3 separate regions of the Homo sapiens genome follow, and all the other regions are linked to region 3. A link is an interaction called in ENCODE POLR2A ChIA-PET data of the cell type or tissue named here. Cell type or tissue: A673. All regions are shown on one strand. Region 1 overlaps PITX1-AS1 (PITX1 antisense RNA 1). Region 2 overlaps SAR1B (secretion associated Ras related GTPase 1B). Region 3 overlaps DDX46 (DEAD-box helicase 46).

What was found. Peaks named below come from ENCODE experiments on the same cell type or tissue, not always from the same donor. Only the 100,000 strongest peaks of a DNase experiment are listed, where the experiment ranks them.
Region 1: POLR2A ChIA-PET joins it to region 3 with 14 read pairs; 2 of 35 experiments call an interaction of 5 or more read pairs at or near these places.
Region 2: POLR2A ChIA-PET joins it to region 3 with 14 read pairs; 2 of 35 experiments call an interaction of 5 or more read pairs at or near these places.

What each region holds. Positions count from the first base shown.
Region 1 is chr5:135,191,981-135,199,980 of GRCh38, reverse strand. The region is part of intron 3 of PITX1-AS1 (PITX1 antisense RNA 1); the gene reads right to left. Among named protein-coding and RNA genes, the nearest start is that of LINC02900, 52 kb to the left of the region's middle. In A673, no CTCF peak of the experiment used is centred here; no DNase peak of the experiment used is centred here; H3K27me3 peaks cover 3,632 bases.
Region 2 is chr5:134,609,699-134,617,698 of GRCh38, reverse strand. SAR1B (secretion associated Ras related GTPase 1B) reads left to right here. Exons shown (of 7, transcript NM_016103.4): 4 at 4,943-5,008. Among named protein-coding and RNA genes, the nearest start is that of SAR1B, 19 kb to the left of the region's middle. In A673, no CTCF peak of the experiment used is centred here; no DNase peak of the experiment used is centred here.
Region 3 is chr5:134,821,172-134,829,171 of GRCh38, reverse strand. It overlaps DDX46 (DEAD-box helicase 46), which reads right to left. Exons shown (of 23, transcript NM_001300860.2): 22 at 2,152-2,225; 23 at 1-513. The coding sequence ends at 466. Among named protein-coding and RNA genes, the nearest start is that of C5orf24, 21 kb to the left of the region's middle. In A673, no CTCF peak of the experiment used is centred here; DNase peaks (open chromatin) are centred at 3,781, 4,291 and 5,921; H3K4me3 peaks cover 857 bases; H3K27ac peaks cover 4,436 bases.

The DNA.
Region 1 (8,000 bases), 370 kb before region 3:
GATTTCTAGAATATATTGTCAGGTGGAAAAAGCAAGGCTCAAAAGAATACATAATATATACTAGCACTATGTAAGAAAGAAGAGGAAACTAGGAAACATACATGCATTTGTTTATTTTTGCCAAAAAAAAACATAGGAAGGAAAAATCAGAAAAATATAAAATTGTTTACCTTCTGGGGAATGGCGGAGGAGATAGAGTGAAAGGGATACAGAAGTGACACTTTTCTCGGTATTTTTTTTGTATAACATTTAATTTTGGAAGCATATTCATAAACTACAGAATCAAAAAACAAGGATGAGGGGAACAAAAACCAAATTGAAAGCAAACGAGCCAAACTGTATTGCAAATAAATCCTAAGAAAACTGCTGATGAACCCAAATTCAGAACCACACTGATGTGGGAAAGCACTAATCCTAGTAATTGTTGAACAAAGTATATTGACTATATGTCCTCAGCATAGAAGAAAAAGAACTGCAAACTAATTGTGAACTCTTTCACTTAGACTTGTTTCTCACAGCAGTATGGGTGTACCAATTTTGAAACAATCTTCTATATACAGTATAGGATTGAGACTGAGTAAATGTGAAATAATGCTGGAAGTCAGAGTTCTAAACATAGGGGAGATCCAAATATGGGAGTAGGGACACTCATGACACATATATACATACACAAAGAGACACAGACACACATACATTTTCAAATATGTATGTGTAACTCTGAATGTGTATGTGTATGCATACATACTTGTATATTTCACAGCTGGGATGGATAGGGGATATATGTGTATGTGTGTACATATCTATCCTAGATTTGAAGGAGCCTGGAGACAATGACACTCCAGTAGTGTTAGGCATAGTCAGTGCCTAGATCTTGGTTTTTAAATACCATTCCCCACTTAAAGGAACCAGAGTTCCTTAGCAAAACAGCTGATGCCAGGACTAGGTCAGGGAAGGTAAAAGGTAAGCCTGGAACATCTTGTTTATGCCAGAAAATAAAGAAGTATTGAAAGTAATGATGGTGGCACATGAAAAGCAGACAGGAGACAAGCCTGAAGGAGATCTCACTGGCTAAACCTAGGACAATTTGAGCACAAAACAAATAATGACAATAATATATTTGAGCCCATTAAATAAAACAGGAATCAATGAGGCTATAGTGATAAAGCAGCAGCAGCAGCAGAAGAGGAGGAGAAAAGAAGAAAGGAGAGAGGGAAAGCGGGAAAACTCAAAATCAGAGAAGAACGCTAAGCGGGAAATATGCAGAAAGTAGCAGCACTGGAAAATCACCATGTTCTGACCATGCAGTAAAGACTGGCTGAGGCAGGACTCATCAACAGACACTAAATTCAGCAGGAGGGGTGGGGTGTAGATTTTGAGGAGAAGCAGAATATTTGCACTTCAAAGTGTCTTCCCACAGATCGATTATTAGTTATAAGGGAAAATGGTAACTATACAGTGCAGTAACCAGACAAGATTTTGGCCAGGAAATCAAAGTTAACATCACCAATGAGAAGCAGACAGTCATCTGACAAACCTAAACTGAATTGGAATATTCTACATCCTGACCTGGTCTTCAAGAAAACATCAATGTCATAAAAGACATAGGCTGAATAACCACTCCAGATGAAAGGTTAAAGAGACCTGACAATGTGTGACCATAAACGCAATATGTTCTCAACAAAGTACTGGCAAACCAAATTCCACAGCACATCAAAAAGTTAATTCACCATGATCAAACAGGCTTCACTCCTGAGATGCAAGGTTGGTTCAACATATGCAAATCAGTCAATGTGATTCACCACATAAACAGAATTAAAAACAAAAACCATATGATCATCTTAACAGACATGGAAAAAGCTTTCCATAAAATCCACATTCCTTCATGATAAAAACCCTCAAGAAACTAGGCATTGAAGGAACATACCTCAAAATAGTAACAGCCATTTATGACCAATCCACAGCCAAAATCATGCGGAATGGGCAAAAACCGGAAGCATTCCCCTTGAGGACTAGAACAAGACAAGGATGCCTACTCTCACCACCCCTATTCCACATAGTACTGGAAGTGCCAGCAAGAGCAATCAGGCAAGAGAAAGAAATAAAAGGCATCCAAATAGGAAAAGAAGTCAAACTAACTCTTCACAACGATTCTATACCTAGAAAACCCTAAAGACTCCACCAAAAGGCTCCTGGAATTGATAACTTCAGTAAAGTTTCAGTATACAAAATCAATGTACAAAAATCAGTAGCATTTCTATATATCAATAATATTCAAGCTGAGAAACAAATCAAGAACACAATCCCATTTGCAGTAGCCATCAAAAAATAAAAATACCTAAGAATACATCTAACCAAGGAGGTGAAAGATCTCTACAAGGAAAACTACAAAACACTGCTAAATGAAATCATAGATGACACAAATGGAAAAACATTCCACGCTCAGATTGGAAGAATCGATATTGTTAAAATGACCATACTGCCCAAAGCAATCTATAGATTCAATGTGATTACTATCGAACTACCAACATTATTCACAGAATTGGAATAAAACTATTCTAAAATTCATATGGAACCAAAAGATTGTGAATAGCCAAAGCAATCCTAAGCAAAAAGAACAAAGCCAGAGGCATCACATTACCCAACTTCAAACTACACTGAAAGGCTACAGTAACCAAAACAGCATGGTTTGGTATAAAAACAAACACATAGCAAACAGAACAGAACAGAAAACTCAAAATTAAAGCCACAGACATACAGCTATCTAATCTTCAACAAAGTTGACAAAAATAAGCAATGCGGAAAGGACTCCCTATTCAATGAAGGATGCTGGTATAGCTGGCTAGCCACATACAGAAGAATAAAACTGGATCCCTATCTTTCAATGTATACAAAAATAACTCAAGATGGATTAAATATTTAAATGTAAGACCTCAGATATAAAAATCCTAGAAGAAAACCTACAAAATACCCTAGGTTTTTGGCAAGGCCCTACCCATTGGCCTTGGCAAATAATTTTTGGCTAAGTTCCCAAAAGTAATTGCAATGAAAACAAAAATTAAACTAGTGGAACCTAATTATACTAAAGAGTTTCTTCATAGCAAAAGAAACGATCAACAGAGTAAACAGACAACCTACAAAATGGGAGAAAATATTCAAAAACTATGTATCTGACAACAGATCTACAAGGAACTAAGATCTACAAGGAACTGAAACATTGAACAAGCAAAAAACAGACAATCTCATTTTTTAAAATGGGCAAAAGATGTGAACAGGTATTTCTCAAAAGAAGACATACAGGTGACCAACAAACATGAAAAAATGCTCCACATCATTATCAGAGAAATGCAAATCAAAACCACAATGAGGTACCATCTCACACCAGTGAGAATGGCTATTACTAAAAAGTCAAAAAACAACAGATGTTGGCACTGCTGCAGAGAAAGGGGAACACTTACACACTGTTGATCAGAATGTCAATTACTTCAGCCACTGTGGAAAGTAGTTTGGTGATTTCTCAAAGAACTTAAAACAGAGCTACCATTCCATCCAGCAATCCCGTTACTGGGTGTATATCCAAAAGAAAACAAATTGTTCTACTAAAAAGACACATGCACTCATAGGTTCATCACAGCACTATTCACAATAACAAAGACATGGAATCAACCTACATGCCCATCAATGGTAGACTAAAGAAAACATGGTACATATACACCATGAAATACTATGCAGTCATAAAAAAGAATGAAATCATGTCCTTTGCAGCAACATGAATGCAGCTGGAGGCCATTCTCTTAAGCAAACTTACACAGCGACAGAAAACCAAATACCACATGTTCTCACTTATAAGAGGGAGCTAAACATTGGGTATTCATGGACATAAAGATGGCAACAATAGACACTGGGCACTGATGGGGCAGGAGGCAAGGATTAAAAAACTAAAGGCCAGGCGCGGTGGCTCATGCCTGTAATCCCAGCACTCTGGGAGGCCGAGGCAGGCGGATCACAAGGTCAGGAATTCGAGACCAGCCTGACCAACATGGTGAAACCCCATCTCTTCTAAAAATACCAAAATTAGCCAGGCACGGTGGCGCATGCCTGTAATCCCAGCTACTCAGGAGGCTGAGGCAGGAGAATCGCTTGAACCTGGGAGATGGAGGTTGCAGTGAGCCAAGATCGCACCACTGCACTCCAGCCTGGGCAGCAGAGCAAGACTGTCTCAAACAAAACAAAACAGAAACTAACTATGTGGTACTATGCTGGGTGATGGGATCATTCGTTCTCCAAACCTCAGCATCACGCAATATGCCCAAGTAACAAACCTATACATGCACCCTCTGAATCTAAAAGTTGAAAAAAAAAAAAAAAAGAAACAATATGTGATCATTGCCCGGATCTTATGCTGAAAGGAAAAATTTGGAATGTAGACAGTAGACTAGGGTAAATAATAGAGTTAAGACTAACCATTCAAGGCAAAAGTCTTCCAATTCTGAAAGGGCCTTTTGAAATCTAGACTTGGCAAATGCCCCAGCATATTCTTCCCCCACAGCTATGTCACACTGCCCTTCCCCAGTGAATATGCAGGCGTTCCAAGAAGGGCAACCAGCCGGGCCCTGAAGAGGGCAGCCCCAGAATCATCAAGTTTAATCTGCCCAAAGAGCATATATGACTTAAGTGTTTCCAGCCTTCTACAGTGGATATACTTGGCAAGAACATACCTGTAGGATCCCCTGGAGAAGACAAGGCCATTATGGAAGCCTAGAATCCAGGGGTGTGGTCTTCTTCTGACCCTCTGCCAGGATGGACATGGCCCAGAGGGCCAAAACCCAAAACTCTCCCCAGCTGGAGCTCAATGACCTGTGTAGATCTGGCAGCAACCCCAGGCCTTAGCAAGCCCCTGTAATCTTCCTCCCAATTCTGGCCGGCCCACAGGAGCTGTCGGCAGCCACCCCAGTGACTCACCCAATATAAAAATGGTGGGGAGGATGGGAAATGAGTGATCATTCACTTTGAAATGCATTTTTTTCTTCTTGGAGATTTATTCTGGATTATTGCATCTGACACCATTCATATACTGAGAATAGCTTTTGTGCAGGAAACAAAAGGAAACTGTGAGATAGCTTTTATTTTATGTTCTTAGAGATTTATTTGGTTGGATTATATCTGGCATCAGGACGCCCACAGCTCCATCAGATTGCAATGGCAGAAGACAGGACAGACCAAGTAAGGAGTCCACATTACCAAAGTTGCTGTGGCAATTCTGGAATTTCACAATGTTCTCCCTCATAGCCAGGTGAATACTACAAGATTCCAGTAGGACATCCAGAGGAGAGGGAGAGAGAAACAGGGACATGGAAATCCAGGGAGAAAGGCCTGACATATGCGATGACAGTTTTATCATCTCCTTTAGTTCTTCTAAAAGTATTTGTTCCTATGCTCTTGAATCTCATTTGAGGTCAAGATGCAATTTCAATTCAAGCTAATAACAAGGGCTCTGAGAGTGGTGTTCTGCTTGCTGGAGTCAAAGCAATGCTCAGCTGTCTATGCTGAGATCAGGTAGAGAAGAAAAGCAGGGCTGAACTTTATCTCTAAAATGAGGGTGACCTAGAGCATGGCCTCTTGTGGGGATTAAGTGGCTAATAGCAATGACACTCAATGGTCAGAGCACATGCTAAGTGATTGCTTGACAACGAGTGACCCAGTTGACTGTTGTGAAGTCCATTTTGCCTTCTTTCCTCTCCAGATAAATACCATGATGAATTCCCCAACTGATAATCACAGAGAATTCCAGTGTTTTACAAAAAACAGTCTTATCACCCCCAAATCCAAAGTGCCACTATAGCCTCATCACCTCTCGGCTTTGTGAACCAGGAAAGCATCAAGGTCTTCCTGAACAGCTCAGCCTCACAACCAAGAATGTTCCCACTTAAAAGACCTTCCAACACCACATTTTCTTTTCACTGGCCCCCGGAATATGTTATCTTGGGAGAGGGAAAGTTAAAACAAATGAACTCGCAGCAGCTGGGGAGGAAGACTGAGAATGACTCAGGAGTCATTCTCCCTCCAGACAGGGTAATTTCCTACCCAGTCATAGGCAAGGTTGAGAGCTGAGCTGCATCTTAAAGCTGCCTGGGGTGAGAGACAGGAGTTTAGTGATGTAAAGAATAACTGCTAATAAAGTACTTTCTCTCTTTATTTGCTACAATTCTGTGAAAGTCTCTCAGTTCCAGATGCATAAAACTGGAGAAGCGGTCCACAGCTCAATCACCCACCTTCTCTTCCAAAGAATCCACAAGTACTAGAGGGACAGCATCAGCAACACGCCGGGCGGAATCACTCGGGGGCCTTGGAAGACCTGTTCTATTTGCTTCTGAAGGTGAGAGAGTGGAGGACCCCAGAGAGTCTTTCCTCCCATGGAAAATTCTCATGACTGAGCAGCTTTAAGCTCTTTGGAGCCCTACGGGGCTGAGAGGGCTACTTACAAGAGAGGTTGCCCAGACTCTCCCAAGGCAGTTGCATAGCCTGATTTTAGAATAATATGTGGCCACAAAAAGAAGTCAGTCTGCTGGGATTCCTCTGGAGAGCCTGAGAAGGGGGACAGGGCAGCCAGCTGGCTGGCAGCCACTCCAAGCACAAAGGTGGGAGCCAGCTGTGCCAGGTGTGTTTAAAGTTCATCTTACCTTTGGTCCCCCAATACCTGTGTGATGGATGGCATTGTGGGAAGGTGTATTCAGCCAGTAATGCATTTCTGTCAGAGTGGCTGGAAATAAAAGGGAGATGATGGGAGGGGGGCTGCTTTTGTGCTCGGGGTAAATAACCAGTCGGCTAGGGTTTTTCTTCTTCTTCTATTCATGTTCATGGGGCCAGGAGGGACTAAAAGTTTACTGACTTTCCTAACATTCCTTCTTCTCCATAAAAATGTAAGTCCAGGGTAGGTAGGATTCCTCTCCCTCCTTGGCTGGCCAGCCTCAGAGATTTCAGTGAGCCACTCGCAGTCCCTGAATGCGCAGACCTGGCATAACAAGAAGATTTCTGACTACGGGGCATTTCTCCGTACAGAACGGCTGGCTCTAAAGGCAGTCGGCACCCAGGAGAAAACATGCCAAATAATTTTTTCTACATTAAATTATGAGGTGAGCTGAAAAAACACAACTAAATCACCCCTAGTCCAGGGCTTGCATGAGCCCCTTGACTAAGAAAATAACTTTTCAGGACTAGGTTCTGAGCAGCCATTTGGCCAAATACCAGAGTCTCTTTCTATGATCTCAGAGACCAGGAGGTAAGAACATTTTGGCCTCAGATAAGCCAGGAGACAATCACCTAAAAACAGACATCCTTGGGCTTTGACAGCCAACTCCCTCTATAGGGGAGAGAGAAGGTGTCTGGGTTAGATACCCATGGGTCCTGCTGCTACCAGCTGAAGGCCCCATGGGAACTGCTTGACCTGTGCTGGTAAAATGAGGGTGCAAGGGCAGTCCAGCCATGCTGGACGCGCAGCATGGAGCACGGATGCCCTGCTGCACCCAGACGCCAAGTATCATGCTTGCACATGCTGCAGGCAGGCGTGGCCAAGCAGGACACAGCCTTTGTGTATAAAACCACCACAGAACGAGAAAACATTGCGTCTGAAATGGGGCCAAGGCTCCTCCATTGACAAACATCTACTGTGATTCCCAGCCCCTTCTGAAAAGGCCTAGGGGAAAGTCATGGCTCCAGGCCCCCTTCCCCAAGACAGGAATGAGAGTATCACCACACACAGCCTCTCCCCTCAGTGCTACTGAGCCCCATGTGACATCCTCACAGGCCAAATCCATTCACAAAACTCAGTCCCCTCAGGACATAGATATCTAGTTTTGCCCCCATGGTTTAGAAATATAGCTGCTATACTACCTTCTACCCAAAACCCAAAACAGCCACCAAGAGCCCCACTTTGCTGGAGACTTCCTGATAGGGTTGTTTGTGTGGGTAGATTCAAGCCTGTTTGTGGTGGATACCTAGGAACC
Region 2 (8,000 bases), 210 kb after region 3:
AAAAAAACAAAAAACACAGAAAAAAAACCCAACAAAAACCAGCATAACTGGAAGAGACTACAGAGTGGTCTTAAATATTAGGTGTAAGTCATTTTTTAATTTTTTGACGTTGCTCTATTTCATTTATTCAAATATTTATTGAGCACCTACTTTATGTCAGACATTGTTCTGGATACTAGGGGAAAACAGATGCTATCTCAACCTTTCCTGCAGCTCACATTCATTTCAACTCATATTTTTTAATTAATCAAAAGCATATGTGATCTATTCTGGTGTGGAAAAGAAAACATTTTTGAAAAGGAAAAAAAAGCATATGTGAAAACCTACATATATCCTATGATCTGGCAGTTCTACTCCTAGTTACTTACCCGAGAGAAATGAGAAAATACATTTACCAAAAACCTTGTACAAAAATGTTTATACTAGCTTTATTTGTTGGTGGTGAGTTATTATTATTTTTTTTTTTTGAGTCAGTGTCTCACTCTGTGGCCCAGGCTGGAGTGCAATGGCACAATCGCGGCTCACTGCAGCCTCAACCTCCCAGGTTCAAGTGTTCCTCCCACCTCAGTCTCCCAAGTAGCTCGAACTACAGGCACATGCTACCACATCTGGCTAATTTTTTAATTTATTTGTAGAGATAGGGTTTCACCATGTTGCTTAGGCTGGTCTTGAACTCCTGGGCTCAAGCGATCCTCCCATCCAGCCTCCCAAAGTGCTGGGATTACAAGTGTGAGCCACCATACCCAGCCTATACTAATTTTATTTGTAATAGCCAAAAACTGGAAACACCTCAAATGTCCATCAAAAAGGAAATTGATAAATAATGGAATGCTACTTAGCAAGAAAGATGAATAAACCACTGATACATTCAGTCATATTATGCTACATGGCAGAAGCTGGTCATAAAAAGTTATCTACTGTATGATACCATTTATATGAAATTCTAGAACAGACAAAACTAACCTGTGGTGATAGAATTCAGATCAGTGGTTGCTTCCGGAGATGAAAATGGGGATTGACTGGGAAGGGGCTAGAGGAGACTTTCTGGGATGTTAACAGTGTTCTGTATCTTAAATAGCCTAATTCAGACTTCTTTTATAAAGCAGAAAGTATATTGGGGATTATTACCATAGAGGTGGTTTGCTAACTAAGCATTATCTTTTCCTTATGAACAGTGACTTTGAATATAGATTGTATTAAATATTTTATTCATTTGGCAATCTACACATAGAATTTCTTTCTTTCTTTTTTTTTTTTTTTTGAGACAAAGTCTCGCTCTTGTCCCCCAGGCTGGAGTGCAATGGTATGATCTCAGCTCACTGCAACCTCCACCTCCCGGGTTCAAGCGATTCTCTTGCCTCAGCCTCTCGAGTAGCTGGGATTACAGGAGCCTACCACCACTCCCGGCTAATTTTTGTATTTTTAGTAGAGACGGGATTTCACCATGTTTGCCAGGATGGTCTCGAACTCCTCACCTCAGGTGATCCGCCCCCCTCGGCCTTCCAAAGTGCTGGGATTACAGGCATGAGCCACCGTGTGCCCTGCCCTTTTTTTTTTTTTTTTTTTTCCGAGATGGAGTCTCGCTCTGTTGCCCAGGCTGGAGTGCAGTGGCCAGTCTCGGCTCACTGCAACCTCCGCCTGCCACATTCTCCTGTCTCAGCTTCCCTAGTAGCTAGGATTACAGGCATCTGCCACCACGCCTGGCTAATTTTTGTATTTTTAGTAGAGACGGGGTTTCACCACATTGGCCAGGCTGGTCTCAGAACTCCTGATGTCTCAAGTGATCCACCCGCCTCGGCCTCCCGAAGTGCTGGGATTAGAGGCATGAGCCACTGCACCTGGCCTACATACAGAATTTCTTTATTTATTATTGTTATTTTTTGAGACGGAGTCTTGCTCTGTCGCCCAGGCTAGAGTGCAGTGGTGCAATCTCGGCTCACTGCAAGCTCCGCCTCCCGCGTTCATGCCATTCTCCTGCCTCAGCCTCCTGAGTAGCTGGGACTACAGGCGCCTGCCACCACGCCCAGCTAATTTTTTGTATTTTTTTAGTAGAGACGGGGTTTCACCGTGTTAGCCAGGATGGTCTCGATCTCCTGACCTCGTGACCCACCCGCCTCAGCCTCCCAAAGTGCTGGGATTACAGGCGTGAGCCACCGCCCCCGGCCCAGAATTTCTTCTTATTTTCAGACAGAATCTCTCTCTGTTGCCCAGGCTGGAGTGCAATGGCGCAATCTCGGCTCACTGCAACCTCCGCCTCCTGGGTTCAAGTGATTCTCCTGCCTCAGCCTCCTGAGTAGCTGGGATTACAGGCACCTGCCACCATGCCTGGGTAATTTTTTTTTTTTTTTTTTGAGATGGAGTCTCGCTCTGTTCCCCAGGCTGGAGTGCAGTGGGGCAATCTCGGCTCATTGCAACCTCTGCCGCCAGGGTTCAAGCGATTCTCCTGCCTCAGCCTCCCTGGTAGCTGGGATTTCAGGCACCTGCCGCTGCACCCAGCTAATTTTTTGTATTTTTAGTAGAGACGGGGTTTCACCTCGTTAGCCAGGATGGTCTCGATCTCCTGACCTCGTGATCTGCCCATCTCGGCCTCCCAAAGTGCTGGGATTACAGGCGTGAGCCACCGCGCCCGGCCCCCAGAATTTCTTAAGAAGATAAAAACTCTGGGCTAAAGTAGCTACACTAAAACTTATGTTGTCATTATGGGGCACTTGTGCTTTTGGCCATAAGTGAGTACTGGTTCTGGAATTACCCTCCCACTGTACACAACTAGAAAACCGGACAAAAAAAGATGCTACAACTGTTTTCAGACATTGGGCAACAGCTACCACAGGACTGTGATTCCTGAGAGAAAGGAAACAACTCTATTTTGGTTTTATGCCAAGAGGTAATTTTCAGACCATGGTGCAAAGAGAGGACACCCAAACATAGTCCAATAGTCTTGCTGAGTTGAGGAGATGTAGACCAGAATTTGGAAAGGCCAACAGGACTAGAATTTTTTTGCTAGGACAGAGAGGAGGGAGTACCGGAGAGGAGGGACCTCTGGAGAGAAAGGACTCTAGAAATTTACATAGCTGAATACCAATCTGTGCATGCAATGGGTAAAGCTCCAAAAGGCTAGTCAAAGAACAATTGTAAGAATGCTGTTAGCCAAATAATTACTAGAGCTCTCATGGGGCCAGGAATTGTTGTTTAATCCCATTTAGCCTTCTAACAAATGTTAAAAACTGATCTGTAAGCAAGTGAACTGTCAGAACAAAATTCAACCTTCTTCAAAAGACTACAACAAAATCCAGCACTCAATATGAAATTACTAGACATGCAAAGAAACAGGAAAGTGATTCAGTCAGTAGAAACAGACACAAGTGTGACAAAGATGATGGAATTAGCAGATTAAGACATAAGACAATCGTTATGAATGTGCTCAGGGATTTAAAGGAAAACACAAACATGAGGAAAGAAATGGAAGATATAACACAGAATCAAATGAAACTTCTAGAAATGAAAAATACAGTATTTGAAATGAAAATTTCTTTTTTTTCTTTCTTTCTTTTTTTTAATAGAGACAGGGTCTCCCTGGGTTGCCCAGGCTGGTCTCGAACTCCTGGGCTCAAGTGATTCTCCCACCTTGGCCTCCCAAAGTCTGGGCTTACAGGTGTGAGCTACCATGCCCAGCCTGAAATGGAAATTTCACTGGATAGGATTAATAGTAAATTAGATAGTGCCAGTACTGCAGAAAGAAAGACCACTAAACTTAACTCAATGCAACAGAAACTCCAGAATGAAGCACAGAGAGAAAAGTGACTGAAAGCAAAATAAACAGAGCCTCAATGACTGGTGAGACAACATCAGGCAGTCTAACAAACCTGCAACTGAAGTCCCAGAAGTGGAAGGGAGGAGAAAGAAAGATAGTTATGGAAATAATGGCCACAATTTTTTATGGTAATTGTTTTTGTAATTAAAGACTGTCTTATGTCAGCCATAAGAGAAAATTATTTCACCTGTATCATTTAAGATGAATTATATGAACAATTATTAGATTGGAGCAGTTATTTGAATTCATAGCAAATAATTGTCTGAAGAGATTAACATTTTCAGCAGGAAGAATAGAGAAGGAAAAATAAATGTTGGATTTGTGGTGAGTAGAATACTAGAACTGAATATTACAATTATTTGTTATATTGTCAGTATGAATTGGTGTATATCTAATTACAAAAAAGTATTATTGTACCAGTTTGTAAATGTTTGATTTGACCTTATTTGCAATAAAAGTAAATCAAACATTAAGTAGTAAATATAAGCTATTGTTAGAAATGCTTGTTCCCTGGTGCTGTAAAGGATAGCACTTGAACATAAATTTAATTTCCTCAGCAAGGCCATTTTTACTTTCTGCAGAAAGGGTACACTTGCCAGCAGTTTTGCCACAAGAGTACACCGAACAAAGGAGACAGGGTCATTTATAATCTGATGCGTCCACCCTACTGCTGTGTCCGGTTTCCATTGGCTGGAATGGGACCTCACATTCTGTATTTGTCCTGATTGGCTAGCAACTTAGAACTTTTTAAAAGAGGCAAAGGCAGAGGAGAACAAAGGAAGGAGGAAGTAACTTGTGGAATGCTGAGAAAGGTAAAAACACCTTCAAATAAGGAAGAGGAACAGGCTATGACCTAATGCTTGCTTGGACCAGTGTAAGTATGCCAGGGCAAATATTTAGGCTAAATTGTGGGAGCTAAGAACATAAAGTACATTGATTTCTTTATTACGGCTGGCAGATATTTAAGAATGTTAGCACGGGTCTTTGAATCAATTTTGCTTCTAAGAGAAGTTACTATTTATTCTTAATTAGATGGGGAGGAAAGTCTTTGAAAAGGAACCTCTACTTTACTTTTTACACGATTAATGGGTTTCTAATTTTCATGTAAAAATATTTTAAAATCTTATTTAGCTTCCGAAGAACTGACCATTGCTGGCATGACGTTTACAACTTTTGATCTGGGTGGACATGTTCAAGGTAAGATTCTTTTTTTTTTTTTTTTTTTTTTTTTTTTTTTTTTTTTTTTAGACAGGCTCACTCTGTCTCCCAGGCTGGAGTGCAGTGGTGCAATCTCAGCTCACTGCAACCTCTGCCTCCTGGGTTCAAGCAATCCTCATGCCTCAGCCTCCCCAATAGCTGGGATTACAGGCATGTGCCACCGCGCCCAGCTGATTTTTGTATTCTTAGTAGAGATGGGATTTCGCCACGTTCAAGGTAAGATTCTCTTACTCTTACAGTCACTTTGTTTTATTTTAACTTAACAAAAATGTGGCCATTAGTTCTAGTGCATGAAATCTCATTCTAGTCACGCAAGGCCAGAGTAGATTTAAAATTTAGGGATTATTACTCCCCGATAAATACTTTAAAAGCAAAGGGTGATTTTCATGATACTTCTGGCCAATTCAAATGAGAATTGCTTTTGGTGGTAAAGTGTATGAGTAAAATTAACTTCCATTCTCTCTACTTCAATCTACCTCTCACTGTCATAATCATGTTTTGAACATGTTACTGCTCTGTAAAACAAAAACAAAACAAAACAAAACAAAAAAACCTTCAGTGGCTAACTCATTACTTACAAAATAAAGGCCAAACTCATTAACCTGGCATTCAGGATCTCTATGATCTGGTCCCAGTTTACTTTTCTGGGCTTTTAAAAATTATCTTATAGAGACAGGGTCTCACTCACTATGTTGCCCAGGCTTGTCTCCAACTCCTGGGCTCAAGCAATCCTCTCATCTCAGTCTCCCAAAAGTTGGGATTATAGGTGTGAGCCACCACATCTGGCCTACTTTTCTTTTATTTCCCTCTATTCCCCTTCCCGTTCTTTTTGCTTCAACCAAATCAGACCTTCTTGGTGTTTTCCTCTGTGCTTTTGTTCATGCCATCCCCATCCGCACATGAGTAACCCCTTTAGGCCCCAGCGTATGCCCTGCTACCTCCCTTGGGAAGCCATTCTCAGTTGGAGTGCTCTCAGCTATACTTCATAGCACTTAGTATATTTGTGTACATGTCTACAACAAGTTTGGAAAGACTGCCTTATCTCTTATATTAAACTTGCGGGGACTAAAATCCTGTTTTTTGTTTTGTTTTAATTAAAAAAAATTTTTTTTGTAGAGATGGGGTCTCACAATCTTGCCCAGGCTGATTTTGAAGTCCTGGCCTCAAGCAATCCTCCTACCTCAATTTCCCAAAGTGCTGGGATTACAGGTGTGAGCCACCACACCTGGCCTGTTCATTTTTTATATCCCCAAAAGTACTTGGCAACATCTACCTCATAGTAAGTCATAACTAACCAATATTACCGAATTGGTGGGCATTCTAAAAACCTGATGCGACATATAGTTGAAAAGATTGTAAATGGTTCTGGCTAGTGAAAGCACATTTGAGACATGTAATTGTCTGGCATATACACAAAATAATTTCTGGAATACGATGATTAGAATTGGAATCTAATGGAATTTGTCTGAGACTTCATTTCTATGTTGTTTCAAGATATGTCATAATGGCTGGGTGTGGGGTCTCAGGCCTATAATCCCAGTGCTTTGAGAGGCTGAGGTTGGGAGGATCACTTGAAGCCAGGAGTTCAAGACCAGCCTTGCAACATAGCAAGACCCTGTCTCTACACAGAATTTAACAATTAATGGGGCATAGTGATAGACACTGATAGTCCTACCTACTCAGGAGGCTGAGATGGGACTATGACTTGAGCTCAAGAGTCTGAGGTTGCAGTGAACTAGCCTGGATGACAGAGCAAGACCCTGTCTCTTTAAAAAAAAAAAAAAAAGGTATGTCATAAAACTCAAGTCAGTGAAGAAAGTTATGTTATGGAAAAAATTACTCTTATGATTTCATAGACTTCAGTTAATTATTAACATTTGAGCTTCTTTTCTGAGTAAAACAATTTTGTTTTGGTTTTTTTTTAATTATTTTTTTTGAAACAGAGTCTGGTTCTGTCTCCCAGGCTGGAGTGCAGTGGCATGATCTTGGCTTACTGCAGCCTCTGCCTCCTGGGCTCCATCCTCCCACCTCAGCCTCCCAAGTAGCTGGGCAGGCACACACCACCACACTTTCTAATTTTTTTTTTTTTTTTTTTTTTTTTTTGAGACGGAGTCTCTCTCTGTCACCCAGGCTGGAGTGCAGTGGCATGATCTCGGCTCACTGCCACCTCCACCTCCCGGGTTCAGGTGATTCTCCAAGCCTGGCTAATTTTTGTATTTTTAGTAGAGACACAGGGTTTCACTATGTTGGCCAGGTTGGTCTCCAACTCCTGACCTCAGGTGATCCACCTGCCTCAGCCTCCCAAAGTGCTGGGATTACAGGCATGAGCCACTGTGTCCGGCTTGGCTAATTTTTTGTGTTTTTTTGTAGAGATGAGGTTTCACTATGTTGTCCAGGCTGGTCTTGAACTCCTGAGCTCAAGCAATCCACCTGCCTTGGCCTTCCAAAGTGCTGGGATTACAAGTGTGAGCCACCACACCCGGCCTTATTATTTTAACAAGCTTGTACCTGATATTAATTTCCTTCTGTCACTCATTCCAAATTTATCACTGGCAAAAAAAATCTGATAACTAGAAATGTCAAAAAATGAACACTGCATATATATGTAATATAAATACACACATTTTATGTATATATAATCACATATATGTAGTTTTTTTACTGCTTATATTTTAGATCTAGTAGCAGTCCTCCAATGAACTTAACGTGTATTTTTTTTTATTTTTATTTTTATTTTAAATATTCTACTCCTTACATATGATAATTGGAAGAGACTAAAGTATTTGACTTGCCCACAGTCAAGGAAAGCCTGAAATTCCCTCTTAGTTATTCTCAGAAGAATTTGGCACCACTGGGTAAAAGATTAACTTGAATATATTGTGAAGTACCAGCAGCTAAGGGATTACCGCACTTGATATCTGGTTGGACTCTTTGCTTAAACCATCTGCTGGGTTTGACCAACAAGTAAACT
Region 3 (8,000 bases):
AAATCCAGTTCATATTGTTCCAGAGTCATGTAACATCAAGGTGGGGACACAAAATATGATAGTGAATTTTACCTTTTCTTAGGAAATGATCACAATTTCATTGAAAGTACAGGATAAAGTGAATAGCCCCTTAACGACTTGTGTACTTTATTGTCTTCAATAGAAAGTTCAAATATTTCCATTTTTTAAACCTCTAGAATATTATCCGGACATTTAAAATATTGATATTTGAGTTTACATTAAAGGACATCATACTCTGAAAACAGGCTGGCTTTAAATATAGTTTGACTGATTGTGGGGGTACTTACGGACAGATTTCTTTACCAAGTACCAGTTTCTTATATTTAAAAAAAATCAGCAAGATAGAATTTAAAAAATCTTCATTTACAATACATTGTAAACTGCAGACAGCAACTGCCACATACATCATAGACCAGCACAGGTAAAAATCTTTTTTCCGGATGTCTATAAGACTTTGTATCTTCCTTTATTTGTTGGTTGGTATGAATTTTGCTGTAATAGGAAATAAAAGATATGTCATCAGAGAAAGCAAAACAAAAAAAACAAAAAAAAAAAACGAACCAACCAACCAACCAAACAAACCCAAAAGGAAATATTTAAGATCATTTCCTTTGCCAACTTATAAAACTATTGGTTATTTAAAATTTTAAATGTTACTATTACTGCATTGAGAAAGGAAAAACTATTCAATAACTAATGAATTCTCTGTTCACTCAACTATTCCTTAACAACTATGTTTTGAATCAACCTAATGGTGGTAGCATCTATGGGCACAAGATTCTTTTCGACCACTCCTTGGTGAAATAGTATTAAGCACATGATTTAACAGCTGTTTTACTTTTTCCCTCTTGTTTTGTGAACCCACTTTTCATTAAACTTCTAACCACCCCCACCCCCCAACAAAAAAAGGAATGCTCTGTGAGGGGAATTTTAGAAAAGCTCTCAGAATTACACTTAGATAAAAGACAACGTTTCCTTTCAAAGGAAATGTACACACTGTAGGGAGTGTTTATAAGCTGCAACTGGCACTAAAGACACAAGGACATGTCTACCTCCTCGGGAAAGGCAGTCTGTAAAGGGCTTTTTCCAAAATCAAATTAAGTCATTGTTTAAGTTTAAAGACACTGACAACACCATGTGTTGGCAAATATGTAGAACAACTGGAATTTTCTACACTTCTGGATTGAGTGTGAATTGATGTAACCTCTTTGGAAAACTATTTAGCAATACCTAGCCTATAATTAACAATTCTACTCCGAGGTATATACCCAAGGAAAAAATCATGCTAATATATACCAAACGCACATGGAATAATGTTCACAGAAGTGTTGTTCATAAAAACCAAAAATAAGAATAGCCCCCAAATCCAATATATAAATATAAATTAATTGTTGTATAATCATATAAATATTATATGGCCATGAAAATGAATTATTGCTACATGCAATAACATGGACCGATCTCCTCAAAATGTTGAGTGAAGGAAACTAGATGCAAAAGGTGCAAACGCATGATTACACTTATGTGGAGTTCAAAAACAGGAAAAACTAATCTATGATTTTAAAATTCACAATATAGGGCCGGGCGCCACGGCTCACGCCTGTAATCCCAGCACTTTGGGAGGCCAAGGCAGGTGAATCATGAGGTCAGGAGTTCGAGACCAGCCTTGCCAACACAGTGAAACACCATCTCTACTAAAAATACAAAAATTAGCCAGATGCGGTGGTGTGCGCCTGTAATCCCAGCTACTCAGGAGGCTGAGGCAGGAGAATCACTTGAACGCAGGAGGCGGAGGTTGCAGTGAGCCGAGATCGTGCCACTGCACTCCAGCCTGGGTGACAATGCAAGACTCAGTCTCCAAAAAAAAAAAAGAAAAGAAAAGAAAAAAAATTCAAGGTATGGTTTTGTTGGGGGGAGATGAATAGTGACAAGAATAGACACAGAGAAGACTTCTGGGATATTAGTAATGTTTTTTATTTCTTGATCTGGGTAGTGACTACACTGGTATGCTTATTACTTTGTGAAAATTCATCAAACTATATGTTTATGATTTGAGTACTTCTCTGTATTTATATTTCAATAAAACACTTATTAAAACAAAACAAACGAAACTTTAAGGTTTTCACTCACCAGCCGGATCAGCTCTTCTTTTATGAGCCTGGTGATTTCTGCCTTTGCTTTCTGCACAGCCAGTTCATTGGCACCTAGTGATTGAGTGGAAAGCATATTATTCAAATTACTAAACTTACACTGTGTTTACCCATATCACGGAGGTCCAGGAAGAAACACTGTAGGTGACTTTCAGAAACACTGTACTGCCTGCCAAGATAGCCATTTAATGCCTGGTGGAACATTACCCACATTATATAATGGCTGCTTATTATTTTGATTACTTTCAGAGTTTCAAATGTAACCACTGAGGTCATATTATGTGTTAAGAGTTCCTAGTATGGTGATTAAAAAGAGTGGAATAAAAAGACTATTAGTGATTTGTCCAGGAGATAGTAAGAGAAGGCTAAAGGGAAATATAACTTCCTTGGTTTATTCATTTAGTAAGTATTTATTAGACATTTATGATGTTCACTGAAGTCTACAAATGTTTCAGAAGGGTCTCGTCTGAACAAAATCTTTAAAATGAAAGGAGGACTAGCCAATTGGAGGGAGGAAAGATACCATAAGAGTATTTTGCAAAGGAAATTAATTACATGCGTAATGGTACAGAGTTAAGACAAGCATGCTTAATTATTGAAGAATAAGAGAAGCGTAGCGTGGTTGGAAAAGGAGTATGAAAGAACACCGCAAGATAGCTGACTAGATGAGGTAGGCTGCAGACATTCATTCACAGTTATCAATTTCATAAACATTAAGCACTCACCTCTCACATACTGTGAGACATTTAACATATAAATAACAAATTCATGCTCTTTAAAAGCTTACAGACTAGAAAAACAAACTTGTAAAGATATCAAAACAGGATGAAAAGGAAGTAGTTCACAAACTTCACTTTTAAATACCACTTTTAGGAAGTTTTCCTGACTCTGAAAGGCACAGTTAAGTGTTTTTTTCCTTAGTGCTCTCACAATATTGTATTTATACCATCACAAGAGCACACTTTTGAGGTAGAATGGACAAGATATTTTTTCTGATGGGATATGAACAGTGAAAAAGAGAAACAAATTAAGATATTAAGAGCTGGCTGGCAAGTGAAAAAAGGCAGAAGTAAAAGAATATACTGATTCCAGGAGGTAAACAGGTGTTTTCTGGACAGTGATAATGGGTGAAATTTAATTCTAAAATTGCTGTAGTTGAGGTGCTCATCAGACATCCAATTGGAAATACAGATGAGGCCAATGGAAATATGAACCAGAAGTTTAGAAGTGGCAGAGATTAGAGAGCCATCAAGGGTAGGCTGGGTAGAATCTGGAGCCAATGGACAATGCCAGTGAGTAGGTAAGTACAGATAGACACCATATTGCACACTGAGAAGAGAAAAAGAGCTGAATCAAAGAAGACTAAAGATTGAAATGTCTAAGAATAAAAGGAGGACTGGGTTTGCAACGTAGAGAGCTATATTTTTATCATTCCGTGTATTTTTAAAAAACACAAATGAGGGAAAGATTTATAATAAACGAGAAAATTTCCCCCCATATTAGAAATGAGTAACTTTTCTGTCCCCAGAGAGAGACAGAGACGGAGCTAGAAAGAGAGACAGAAACAGTTGCACAACAGGAAGGAAAAGGCCAAGGGTATGGCTATGAAGTCATAGCAACATATCTAATTTAAATCCTATACCTCCACTAGCCACCAATCACAACACTATAAAACTACGTGGGGAAGGTGAGTGCTGGAAGGGAAGAGAAAAAGAAGAATCAAGACCGAAGTCAAACTGAAAATTACAACAAAAATGAAATTTAGGAGGAAAACACGTTGCTTGGTATGAGTTGGTGTGAAGCTTGTTGATATTTTTGTGCAACTTTAAAAAGAAGGAAAATGACACTCTCACCTAGATTTAACTGGAAAATCAATTTTCCTACTTTTATCAGAGCCCGACAATTTGGACCAGTTTAAATTCTGACTTATGTAACTTCTTGTAATAGGTTACATATGTTTATAAGCAGCTATGAAAAAAAGGGCATTTCCTTTCATTGGTCCTAAAACAACTGTGGCTGCTTTTAAGGGATTCTCCACTAGTAAAAAGAGAGGGTCACAGAACAGGCTATATAAATTATACAGGCTGACTAGGCATGTAAGTCCTTCCTGTTCTCCTTCCCTTTGCCTGGTGGGAGGCCTGGAGCTGCTGAGCCAAACAGAGCCTCCAAGGAGCCAGCCAGGCAGTGGGGTCCCTCCAATTACAGAACTAGAAACAGATGACACTAGGCTCATTCCACAGTAGCAACACCTGTTTTCATCCTGTTAGTGTTTAGTTGAGTTCGGAGTTTCAAAAACTAAATGATCCTTTAAAAAATCTAATTACCTCTGAAAATTCTAAAAGATTTAGATCACTTAAATTACCAAACCCTAGCTCTTATTCAATATCATTATATTTCTTTTTCTTTTCTTTTCTTTTTTTTGAGACAGAGTTTCGCTGTTTTTGCCCAGGCTGGAGTGCAGTGGCGCCATCTCAGCTCACTGCAACCTCTACCTTCTGTTTCCAAGGTACTCAGCCTCTCGAGTAGCTGGGATACAGGCTCCCGCCACCATGCCCAGCTAATTTTTGTATTTAGTAGAGACGGGGTTTCACTATGTTGGCCAGGCTGGTCTCAAACTCTTGACCTTGTGATCCGCCCGCTTCGGCCTCCCAAAGTGCTGGGATTACAGGCGTGAGCCACCGCGCCCGGCCATTATCATTATATTTCTAGATTATTCTTAAGATTTGCTTCAACAAAGTTGCTTTTTTACTGAGGAGACTTGCTTAGATTATTATAAAAATTAGACGTTATTTCCTGAGTGTAAATTGACAGTGGAGACAAATGACCAGAACCATTCTGGATGAAAGGAAAACTACATCGGAGCTGTGGAATCAGTGAATATCTCACTTCACATCACTTGGTAGTAGAGATGTGTTCTGATAAAGTTATACATAAATTGAAATTTGATATATCAATTATACCATACTAAGCAAACACTGCATTTAAATTAATAAATGAATTACGAAAAGAATTCTTTTTCAAAGCAAATAATCATGTCTCTCACTTACCTCTTTATAAGGCAAGCAGTTAAAATATTAATTTTGCTTAAATGATACCCATGTATTCAAGCAGAAAATAAAATCCTGACTCCATGTACACCAAAGGTTTTATTGCCACATTCCTCTATCATTGTCTTCAGCCTGTATGATCTAATTAACACAGTAGCAAAGACCTGTCCAGTTCCAACTACAGAAACACATCAGCTTAAGTTTTCTCTGCTTGAAGACCCAGGGGTCAGCAATCCCCATTTCACTATGTAATAAGAAACAGTGTCACCTGAGTTAGAAACATACTGGGTCATTGGCAGACCAAAAGTATTTCAGGATACACAAAAGCATGCCATTTTTAAACCTGACTTCAAATAGATCTAAGTCAGTTTCTCATAGTCACAAACATGAAGAAAAAAGTGTAGTTTGCCTAGTTCTGGCCACACATCCTTTGTATGCCATTTAAAAATATGTATGAAACTTACCATGACTCAATGGTAGAGTGGGAAAAACACGGAAAACATAACAGCTGTATTTGCCGGGCGTGGTGGCTCTCGCCTGTAATCCCAACACTTTGGGAGGCCAAGGCAGGAGGATCACGAGGTCAGGAGATCGAGACCATCCTGGCCAACAATGGTGAAACCCCATCTCTACTAAAAATACAAAAATTAGCTGGGTATGGTGGCATGTTCCTATAATCCCAGCTACTTGGGAGGCTGCCAGGAGGCAGAGGTTTTAGTGAGCCAAGATTGCACCATTGCACTCCAGCCTGGCGACAGAGCGAGACTCCATGTCAAAAAAAAAAAAAAAAAAAAAAGATGAAATTAAGAAATTCTCAGATAAACAAAACCTGAGTTAGTTGCTAGTATACCTGCCCTACAAGAAATACAAAAGGAAATCCTCCAGACTGAAGTGAAAGAACCCTAGATTACTTGAATGAGGAAACAAAGAATACTCATAGCTACATACGTAAATATAAAAGTCAGTATTATTTTTAGTTTGTAGCTTCTCTTTATTTCCTGTATGATTTAAAAATTACATAAAATAATTATGAATCTATGTTGAAGAATACAGAATGTATGAAGATGTACAGGTCTGGGCCCAGCATGGTGGCTCACGTTTGTAATCCCATCACTTTGGGAGGCTGAGGCAGGAGGATCACTTGAGCCCAGGAGTTCAAGAACAGTCTGGGCAACATAGTGAAAACCCATCTCTACAAAAAATACAAAAATTTAGCTGGACATAGTGGCATACACCTGTGGTCCCAGCTAAATGGGGGGCTGAGGTGGGAGGCTTGCTTGAGCTGTGACTGGGTCATTGCACTCCAGGACAGGTGACAGAACAAGACTCTGTCTCAAAAAAAGATGAGTAGGTTTGGGAGGCCGATGTGGGAGTACAAGAGAAGCCAGGAGTTCAAGACAAGCCTAGACTGTAACATAGCAAGACCCTGTCTCTAGAAAAAAAAATTTTTTTCATTAGCCAGGCATGGTGGCACAGGCCTGTGGTCCTAGCTGTTCAGGAGGCTAAGGATAGAGGATCACTTGAACCCTGGAGTTTGAAGCTACAGTAAACTATAATCTCACCTTTGCACTCCAGCCTGAGTGACAGATCAAGACCCTGTCTCTTAGAAAAACATATACAGGAATTTTGTGTCAATAACAACAAAAAAATAGATGGGACTGTATAGGAGCAAAATTTTTGTATAGTATTAAAACTAAGTTGGCATTAATTGAACTACGTTGTTATGAATTAAGATATTAATTGCAATCCACTGAGTAACCGCTAAGAAAATACCTGGCTGGGCACGGTGGCCCAGGCCTGTAATCCCTGCACTTTGGGAGGCTGAGGTAGGCAGTTCACCTGAGGTCAGGAGTTCAAGAACAGCCTGGCCAACGTGGTGAAACTCCATCTCTACTAAAAATAAAATTAGCCAGGCATGCATCTGTAATCCCAGCTACTAGGGAGGCCAAGGGAGAACTCCTTGAACCTGGGAGGTGGAGGTTGCAGTGAGACGAGACAGCACCATTGCACTCCAGCCTGGGCAACAGAGTGAGACTCCATCTCAAAAAAAAAAAAAACAAAAAAAAACCTAAAAATACATATAGCAAAAGAAAGAAGTAGGCCGGGCGTGGTGGCTCCTGCCTGTAATCCCAGCACTTTGGGAGGCCAAGGCAGGCAGATCATGAGGTCAGGAGATTGAGACCATCCTGGCCAACATGGTGAAACCCCATGTCTACTAAAAATACAAAAAGTAGCTGGGCATGGTGGTGCTTGCCTGTAGTCCCAGCTACTCGGGAGGCTGAGGCAATAGAACCGCTTAAGCCTGGGAGGCAGAGGTTGCAGTGAGCCAAAATTGCGCCGTTGCAGTGAGCCGAAATTGCGCCGCTGCATTCCAGCCTGGTGACAGAGCTAGACTCCCTCTCAAAAAAAAAAAAAAACAAAAAACCCAGAAACAAGAGCAAATCAAAATGGCACACAAGAAAATATTGCTTTAACACGGTGGGGCACAGTGGCTCATGCCTGTAATCCCAACACTTTGGGAGGCAGAGGCAGGTGGATCACCTGAGGTCAGGAGTTTGACAACAGCCTGACCAACATGGTGAAACCTCATCCCTACTAAAAATACAAAAATTGGCCGGGCGCAGTGGCTCACGCCTGTAATCCCAGCACTTTGGGAGGCCGAGGCGGGCGGATCACAAGGTCAGGAGATCGAGACCATCCTGGCTAACATGGTGAAATCCTGTCTCTACTAAAAATACAAAAAAAAAAATTAGCCGGGCATGGTGGTGGGCGCCTGTAGTCC